Linked DNA regions of Homo sapiens: region 2 is linked to region 1. Evidence: chromatin loops called from intact Hi-C (ENCODE). Cell type or tissue: mammary epithelial cell. All regions are shown on one strand.

The links. Peaks named below come from ENCODE experiments on the same cell type or tissue, not always from the same donor. Only the 100,000 strongest peaks of a DNase experiment are listed, where the experiment ranks them.
Region 2: a loop joins it to region 1, with 7 times the contacts of the local background. A loop is called at or near these places in 2 of 110 quality-filtered maps.

Annotation. Positions count from the first base shown.
Region 1 is chr9:76,652,865-76,657,864 of GRCh38, forward strand. PRUNE2 (prune homolog 2 with BCH domain) reads right to left here. Exons shown (of 19, transcript NM_015225.3): 10 at 2,559-2,638. It overlaps LOC105376095 (a long non-coding RNA gene), which reads left to right. Exons shown (of 12, transcript XR_007061586.1): 11 at 821-3,901. Among named protein-coding and RNA genes, the nearest start is that of PCA3, 110 kb to the right of the region's middle. In mammary epithelial cell, no CTCF peak of the experiment used is centred here; a DNase peak (open chromatin) is centred at 1,937; H3K27ac peaks cover 2,860 bases.
Region 2 is chr9:76,516,317-76,521,316 of GRCh38, forward strand. It overlaps LOC124902184 (a long non-coding RNA gene), which reads left to right. Exons shown (of 2, transcript XR_007061585.1): 2 at 198-892. Among named protein-coding and RNA genes, the nearest start is that of GCNT1, 60 kb to the left of the region's middle. In mammary epithelial cell, no CTCF peak of the experiment used is centred here; a DNase peak (open chromatin) is centred at 2,915; H3K27ac peaks cover 1,347 bases.

The DNA.
Region 1 (5,000 bases):
TAAGTATAATCCAAATATTCCAAAATCTGAAAAAATCCAAAATCTGAAACACTCTGGTCCAAGCATTTAAGTAAGGGATACTTAACCTATACGTGGCTGCCAAGAGTGGGTTTGGGCCCAGTGGAAAACATTTTTAAAGTCCTTTCAGCAAAAGCAGACCTGATAGAAATCTTTGTATGAGATATAGACACCCTTCTTGAAAGCAGCCCTCTGTAACTGGATCCTCCCAACCCCCTCAGCCTTGGCCATGTAGAAACAGGAAGTAGGAGTTATTACTAAATGGTTAGATAACTAGTTTTTAGAATTTCCCTGTTCAAGTTTGAAAACTTGAAATTGCTATAATAATTGAATTAAATTTTCACGGGGTATACTGCATAAGAAAAATAGTTAAGTTTACATATACAGTTGTCCCTTGATATCCATAAGGGATTGATTCCAGGACCCCTGGTGGAAACTAAAATGTACAGATGCTCAAGTCCCTAATATAAAATGGTGTAGTGTTGACATATAACCCATGCACATCCTTCTGTATACTTCAAATCATCTCTAGAATAATTATAATACCTAATACAAAGTAAATAGTGTTTGCACTGTGTTTAGAAATAATGACCAGGAAAAAAAGTTTGTACATGTTCAGTACAGATGCGATTTTTTTTTCTTTGAATATTTTTCTTCTGTGGTAGGTTGAATCCACGGATTTGGAACCATGGATAGAAAGGGCCAACTATATTTTCTAATCGTTTGTGTTGACTTTGCTCCTATGGAATGTACGTTAAGAACTTTGTCATGTTCACAGACACTCCCAAAATACTTCTTTTAGGTCCTGACAACTCTGTATATGATCTTCAGTGCCCTTTACCTGGCCGAAGTATCCTCCCAGGTAACATTCTTTGAACTCACCCAAGCAGTCACCAGCTCTTATGCCAATCTCGCTTGACATTGGTTCCCATAACATAAGTGACAATCTTATGTGTAGGCTCCCTCCTCTCATTGTAGTATGCATCTTCCCGCTCAGCTGCCTTTCATTTAATAGAAGCAGAGCTGGAGAAGTCATTTTTTAACCAAGCTTAAACTAACAAAACAAAGGTAGAGACATACCCTACTGTAGTATAATAAGAAATGTATTTGGTCTTTGGCCCTGGTTCCAGGCACAGAGGTCTTAAAACCCTTGTCATTTCCTAAGGTGGATAGTGTCAGAATTGAATTATAGGACACCCAGTTGGTGTTCATTAGAAAATTGCTTGGTGTGTGGCAAACAAAACAAAACAAAACCCTACACATCTGGTCACAGAAGTGTTCAGTGTGAGAGCAGAGTAGGAGAAAACAGTTTGTTGCCTTCACCTAAAACCAGAAATGACAGGATTCCTAAGCACGAAATATTTTGAAGACCATTTGGCATACCCTTCAACTCTGGAATTCTGGCTCTGGCCTTGTCCTGGAGAAATTGGCACTGTTCCCCTGTCAGTCATTAAGCTTTTTCTTTTCTGAATGGAACATCACCCAAACTCTGTTCTAGGTAATGGTTTTATGTATTACTTGAAAAAGGTTTCTATTGACAAGTAAGTTTCAACACTGAGTTTCTATATTTCAGGAATTTGCAGAGCAGTGATGTCCCAAAGAATTCTTTGTGATGATGAAAAGGTTCTATATTTGGCTATTGAGCACTTGAAATGAGGCTAGTGCAACTGAAGAAGAGCATTTTAAAAAATTGTTTTTAATTTTAATTAATTTAAATAGCCACATGTGACTAGCTGCTTACCATATCAGATAACCATAGCCTTAGTGCCTTTATCATTCAAAAGTACATTGTGAACTTGGAAGATTCAAATAAACATACTGTGGTTACCAAGCATATTTGGCCATAGAACATTTAGAAATAATTCTGTTACATGACTAGTATTTTGAAGAATGCATTTCAAATACTACGACAGAAAAGAAATGTAATTGCCTTCCTTCTTCCTACCACACTGTAGGCTTGGCTGAGAATACATGATTCAGGATCTTGGTATGATCCTGGAGTTGGTGTAATGCAAGAGAGTGACCCTGGAATACAGTGAGAGTCATATAAGTTGCAATTGAAAAATTAAATTCCTTTTTGTGTATGCCTTGGGTTGTAAACCCCTAAAATGTAGGGTAGTTGTTTTTTATTGTTGTTGTCTTGGTTTTGGTTTTGATAGTTAGGATACTGAGCATTCTTGATATCACATTTCCAATTTTAAACATTCTTACAATTATGTGTAAATGCGGAGAACTTAGACATTAGTCAGAATTTGGTACAATATACAGTAGCCAATTATCACAGGAACTGAAAACATTGGCAGATAAGGCTGTGGTCTAGGAGATAAAATGCAGCCCACACTAGCGAGCATCAGTATTCAAGCCAACTCTTAAATTAACCAAATGCAGCCTAACACCTTCATATCACACATTTCTTTTTTCCTCTCACTGTTATCACTGAAATCATAAGTTAGATGCACAGGAAATAATTCTTTCACTGAATAATGAAAACGTTGGGATACAGAATACCAACGAAGGAAATGAACAAATGCTGCTCTCACCAGGCCTCATGTCTGCAGCACTGGGACTCAGCACGCCCTCTTCAAAGGGGATGTCCATTCCTACATCCTCTGACAGTAGTCTGCAAAAAAAGCAAAGCAAAGCGCGTCAACAACAACTGTGTAAGACTTCATTTCTTTTGAAAAGGAAACCCACAGAGTCCAGGATAACATTTTCAACTCACTTAAAATAAACCATGTATGGGGACTGAATCCACTGTAAGTGGTCCCAAATTAAAGACTTTCTGCAGTTATGGTAAATGAGAAAAATGGACACCAATTTCACTTGCTTACATCAAGTCACTTCTGCTAGCTCACTTAATAAACACACACCAAGTGGGAAACTCAGAAATAGGAAATGCAAACAACTAATAAAATATACTTCGGGGACATTTAATATATATATATTTTTAACAACAGGGTCAATATATGTGCTTTGTACACATCTCTTACTCTGTAAATTTGAGTATTTTAATTAAATTCCCATGGACAGAGGGAGAGCATATTCTGTTGATCTCAGTTTTCATTTGTAAACTAGGGATATACACCTACTTCACCACGTTGTTTAAAGATTAAGCTACAAAAGTAAAGTGCCTAACACTCCTGAGCAGGCATAGACTGATGTTATTTTTCTTCCTTTTTTGAATATTTAAAGAGTCACTGTGAATATATGTTGGTGAAGATGGCTCTGGTCATGACTTCCCACCTCTTGTTTCTAATCAGTGCTGAGCCCACAACCATCTGTATTAGCACATTTGGTAAGAAGTGTAGGGAAACAGGAAATACCAAAGGCAATTGTGACGAATCTATATGTTCTTCTAAGAAGCTGACCACTGTTCACGATAAATTTCTCTTGATTTATTTTCATCCCTGGACCTTTGTTCAGTAAGACCCCATTTACCATAATATATATTTCTTCTCTGTGAGTTTCACGTAATTTCATTCACCTAGGGTGAGTCCTTATGATGTGGGCACTAACCTAATTTTAAACATGATAAACCTTTATGTTAAAGTTCTTAATTTAGTCCCCTTCTGCCTCTCTTACTGTACTTTGCACTATGTAACGCTGGATCTACCAAACCTTTGGAGTTTAATCTGCTTCTCCAGGATGCAAGTCAAATCCCCTACTGTCAATAAAGCACTATGATGAAAGAAAATAATCTGCACCCTTAGCGATTACTGCATTTGCTTCATTTATTCAACAAATATCTATTAAGTGTCTACTATGTGCCGAGGATATAGAGGAACAAAACAGACCCGTCTCATTCTCGTGGTGGAGTTGGGATGATGGAGCTAATACAATGACCCCTACCTTCAAAAACTCAGTGCTGCTCCCCTGGATAGAGGTAAGTGCCTGTGTACTTACCTACCAACTCCTGAGACCCCTTCAAAAGCTCAGCATCAGGGAGTTTCTTTGTCCACATTCTTCCTGTGGCTTTGACCCTGTGTGTTCTCTAAAACTAGACCTGTGCCCTGGTAGCAAAGGGGCATGCAAGAGGTTGGCATGTAAGACAGACAATAATGTATCAGCAGGAACAAGACAACCTGTGCCAAACAGAGATACACTATGATAGGTGGAATCAAACCACGTTATTCAGCAACAAAGATTGGGGAGGTATGCAAAGAGAAGATCTGCACCAGGCCCCAGTTTTGAAAGTCCTAGGACCTAGAGGGACAGATGTCTGGGTATCCCATGATCCTGCAGTTTTTGGAATTCCTTACAATGATCTTTGTCATTTTGTGTGTTCTCCTTGACATCAAACTTCTCGTACCTGTCAAGTAGCAAAATGCTGCTATTAAGAGCCACTGGGTTTAAATCTTAGTTCTACCACTTACTATGTTGGATTGAATTATTGAGCCTGAAATATTCTAAAGGCACATGTACATTATTTTTCTAGTTATCTGCCTAAGAGTCAACCTTGAACAAAAATAAAGATATCAGATTTCTATCTGCCTGACAGAGCACACAGGATGTGGGCCTTGGCATCAAAATAAATATGATGGTTTTAAAATAGATAGGATCAGCTTAAGTTTAATAGATTTTTTTAAACAATTGTGAATTATGGGCAACATCATGGAATAATTGCAGGAGTCCTGCCTGGATATGAGGTTTTAGTTCTGAGTTATAGTTCTGCTGCCAGTATCAACAAGCTGATTAACTCTGAGAAGATTAGTTGGCCATTTCTGTGATTTTAAAAGGGGATAATACCCAACATCACAGTGACTGTGGAGAATAAATACAATCCAAATAAAAGTACTCTGTAAGTCATAAAGCACTGTCTGAGTTTAAGGTATTACATACCCTCCACTTAAAACATAGTACAGGAGCAGTGGTTTAATTAAAGTATGTGTCATGGTTGGACAAATCATAATTAAGGTCACTATAATTTGGGCATTAGTCCAGGTAAAAGATAATCTTATTACTGCACAAATCTCCACAGAGCC
Region 2 (5,000 bases), 140 kb before region 1:
CAGCATAAGTTTAATAAAGCTGGTTCCCGTTATCACACATCAACACACATCCTGAATTATACCTAGCAAACTTTGCAGCTTCTACTTTGGAAAATCCTTCCACAGTCTATCCAGGTACTGAAGCTGCCAAACCGAGCAGTGTCCTTGAATGTTCCTGTCTCCTCACACCCACTTACTAAGGCCTCTCTCCTTCACAGTGACTCCGTTCACATGCTCCCGTCTTGTCATCAAGCCCTGTTCATCTCTCACCATCTCTCACCTGGACCATTGCCAGTTTCTGAGCTGCCTGCTCTTGAATACCAGCTTCCTGAAAATATCACCAAAACGATCTGGTCCTCAGACAAAGCAGAGTCTATTGCTCACTGCAGTAACAGAGAGCTCCGTCTTCAGAGTCTTGGTAACATTTCGCTGAGAGGACAACCCAATCACACTGTTTAGGAGATTTTGGATTCTGACTAAGGTGAGTCTGACAATGTGGGGTCTTGGCAAATAATCATGATGAAATAGTTTAAGATGAGAAGACACAGCAAAGTAAGGATTTTGAGGCAAAGGGTTCAAACAATCTTAGAGTATAAACTGCTTTTTATTGATGTAACTCTGAAGATGTTCCTGGAGTAAAAAAAGGAAGTTATTTGCAAATTTTACCTCCAGGGTGAGAGCTTCTGGAATAAGAAATTTCTGCTGATGAAGATCGTAAACTGTGTGGGTGTAGCTGGTTTTGCCTGTCACCTCCATGCCTCCTATCTCAAACTCTTCCACTTCGTTAGCAACAGCAACAATAATAACAATAGTTACAATATGAGTAGCAGCAAATATTTAGCTCTCATTAAATGCCAAGCACTGTCCTAAGCATTTTACAAATACTGTCTCATTAAAGTTCGCCATAATCCTATGGTATTGGCACTATTTTTGTCCACATTATACAAATGTAAACACTGAAGCAGCTTAGAGAGGACAAGTTATTTGACCAAGTCACACAGTACCTTCCCACTGTCAGAGTTCTATCAGAAATGAAAATTTGATAATTGCACACTCTTGCATAAACTTTTTCAAAGATTCCCTGTTGCCTAAAACATAAAAATCTTGATTTCTTCAAATGGTACACAGAACACTCCATGATCTGGCCTCAGTCCCACCTCTCCAGTCTTCTTTATTGTATAGGTTGCTCTACCCATTCCTGGACCACACATGATGCTGTTTCACGTCTTCATGAATCGTGCTCATTTGGAGTTTTTACTCCTGGTATCTACTCATCATCCATCTAATAAAACAGTAGCCTGGGGAAACAGTCTCTTCCCTCACTTTCAGCCTGTTTGCATTGTCCCCACTTAATGTGAACTGAGAGTAAGAAGGTGCTGGGATTGTTGCACTCTCTTACAGGAAGCAGGAGAATTAACCAACACTGAGGAGAAATGGGGAGATACAAACTATCTCATGAGGCTGTCCTGCAAGCCCTGGAGCAAGCTGAGCCCAAGCCTGTTCATTTATATCATCCAATACATTTGATTGTTTAAGGGAGAGTGATTTTTTTTTTAAGCATTTCCATCGGAAAAGGTCTTCATTCACACTGCAGTCTGTTAGAACATATTTCTTCAGGCTTTCAGACTAGAACACCCTCACCTTTCAACATTCAGCTCAGATATCACCACCTCCATGAGGTTTTTTTGTTTTTGTTTTTGTTTTTGAGACAGTCTCGCTCCATCACCTAGGCTGGAGTGCAGTGGTGCAATCTTGGCTCACTGGAACTTCTGCCTCCAGAGTTCAAGAGATTCTCCTGCCTCAGCCTCCTGAGTAGCTGGGATTACAGGCGCCCACCATCACGCCTGTATAATTTTTGTATTTTCAGCAGAGACAGGGTTTCACCATGTTGGGCAGGCTGGTCTCGAACTCCTGACCTCAAGTGATCCACCCGCCTCGGCCTCCCAAAGTGCTGGGATTATAGGTGTGAGCCACTGCGCCTAGCCTATGAGATCTTTTCTGACCATCTGTGTCCCCCACGGCCTTACATAAATGTCCACTCTTTTCTCTGGCTTCCACAGTATCCTAGACAGAATTAATCACCATCATCTAAAATAGGCCATTGAACTTACTTGTGCACATATGTGTGATTTTTTTTTAAATCAACTTTATTTTTTAGAGCAGTTTTAAGTTCACAGCAAAATTAAGTGAAAAGTACAGAGAATTTCCATATTCCCATATACCCTCTACCTTTCCTGTCCCCAATTAATATTGGGGGATAATAGAAATATCCCCAATTACCTCCCCACTTTTATTTATTTATTGAGATGGAGTCTTGCTCTGTCACCCAGGCTGGAGTGCAGTGGCGCCATCTCAGCTCACTGCAACCCCTGTCTCCTGGGTTCAAGTGGTTCTCCTGCCTCAGGCATGCGCCACAACGCCTGGGTAATTTTTGTGTCTTTAGTATAGATGGGGTTTCACCGTGTTGGCCAGGCTGGTCTTGAACTCCTTACCTCAGGTGATCTGCCCACCTCAGCCTCTCAATGTGCTGGGATTACAGGCGTGAGCCACCGCGCCCAGCCATTGCTGCTACTTTTAATGGCAAAACCCACAATTACTTTTGCACCAACCTAATAAATCGATAAAGTCAATTAATTTGCTTAATTTTGATTAACCACTCTTAAGGGAAAAAAATAATTTTAGATATTTTTTCCTCAAATAGAAACCATAAACAATCGAGGGGGAAAATACGGACTTACTGATAACCTTTTATAATTTGGCTGAATTCAGCTTGTCTTTATTCTCCCTGTGAAATAAAACCTTACTGAAAACTAAACACCGCACCTGAATTAAAGTGTCCTGTCAGGTTTTTTTCCTGCCCACAAATATTTCTGTTCAGGAAATTTGATCTTTAGGAATCTAATGTCCTTTCCTCACTGCCTAAGCATGCAACTGAAATAACAGGGTGGGTGGACTGATCCCTCATGTGTGGTTACAGAGCTGCGGGCTCAGGCAGGTCGAAGTTCCTTCTGTTCACCAGGAGAAGAGAAGAAAGAACGAGGAGCCGGAGACAGTGCACTTTTGTGGGTCTCCAGCTGCATTCTTTCCCAAGCCATTTCTAGAAACTGCATGAGGGAGGTCAGGGTACACCTGTTTCCTAGGAAGCTGGACTCCACTTCGCATGAAGTGCAAACAAGGAAATAGGGATGGAGAGTGAAAACAGGGAAGAGTATGAGTGCAAAAGCTTGAAAAAAAATAGTATGCATTTTTGACTTAGGAGGGCAACAATAAACCAGTGGGACAAGAGAGAGGAAAGCCTTCCCCAGGAATCTTTCCTCATAACTTTGCGTGGTAGGTGGGCTGTGGGGACAGACATGATTCAGTACTGCTGTGTCACTTAACAGTTGAATCTGCCCTGGAGTGCAATGTCAGACGATGAGAAATTGCCTACTCTAATTTTTATAGCCATTTAAGAATGTTTCCCTCTACCTGGGCACTATTGACATTTTGGGCTAGATAATTCTTTGTTGTGGGGGTGGAGGCTGTCCTGTGCATTATGAATGTTTGGCAGCAGCCCTGGTCTCTACCTGTTAGATGCCAGTGGCAACCCCAACCCAACCCCAAGGCATCATCTTGTGATAAAGATGCCTCCAGACATTGTGAGATGTCTCTTGGAAGGTAAAATCGTCCCTGCTTGAGAACCCCTGATTTATAGGAATAATTTCGTTTCCATCGCAGTGCCTGTCTTATATTGGGCAGAGTGTTTACTATGTGAAAGTTACTGACTAGGTACAGGTTTACCTTGGTGAACCAAATATTCATGATTGCTGCTCGTATGGGACTTAAATCTGATGAGTGAAAAGATGGATGGGTGAATGTAGGATGTCTCAAAAAGCAGATGTGATTTCTCTTAGGAATCAACCAGTGTTAAAAAGAAAAAATGTCACCCAGCCTACTTCCTTTCTACTCAATCACAGGGGGTTAAAAAGAATCCTTGTGTGAGGCAGGCCAAGGAGTCCCCCATCAGATAACTCAGGAAAAAAAAGCAATAATGTTGGCTGGGCATGGTGGCTCACACCTGTAATCCCAGCACTTTGGGAGGCTGAGGCAGGCAGATCATGAGGTCAGGAGTTCGACACCAGCCTGACCAACATGGTGAAACCCCATCTCTACTAAAAATACAAAAATTAGCCTGTTGTGGTGGTGCGTGCCTGTAATCCCAGCTACTCAGGAGGCTGAGGCAGGAGAATTGCTTGAGCCTGGGAGGCGGAGGTTGCAGTGAGCCGAGATCATGCCACTGCACTCCAGCCTGGGTGACAGAGTGAGACTCCGTCTCAAAAAAAAAAAAAAAAGGACAATGATACCTATGGACTATATGACAGGCTTTTGGAAATATAAGGAAACTAGATACAGTGTATTACAAATAATTTTCAAATACTAGACTGCTTCAAAATCAAATAAAAGGGTTGGTAAAAACAGATGTCTGGGCTCTACCTTATGTTTTAAAATCTATGAGGGTGAACCAGGTATGATTAATTCTTTTTTAAAAAAGATATATACATGTACACATATATTTAATTGAGACAGGTTCTCACTATGTTGTCCAGACTGGTCTCGAACTCCTGGGCTCATGCAGTCCTCCAACCTCAGCCTCCCAAGTGCTGAGATTACAGGCATGAGCCACCACACAGCCAGCCAGGTATGATCACTTCTTATTATTCATGGTAGTTATGTTCTATAAACTCATAGCAAACACTAAATTAGTGAATATTGGACTATTGCTGCAAGGGGAAATATAAGATGAGGCTCCTGAGAACCTCTGGTCACTACATTTTTGTCAATTGATATGCCATTTGCGTTCTATAGGTTCATTTTCCAACTTCCTTGTAAAACAAGCCAGTCTCACCAGGGTTGAAAATCGTCTCTTCCAGTAACCCTTTTCCCATAGAACACTTAGCAAATATTTAAAAAACTGTTCCACAGCATTCTGATCTGCAGAACCTACCCCTCCCACAGGTTTAACATTTTTCCATGCCTCATCG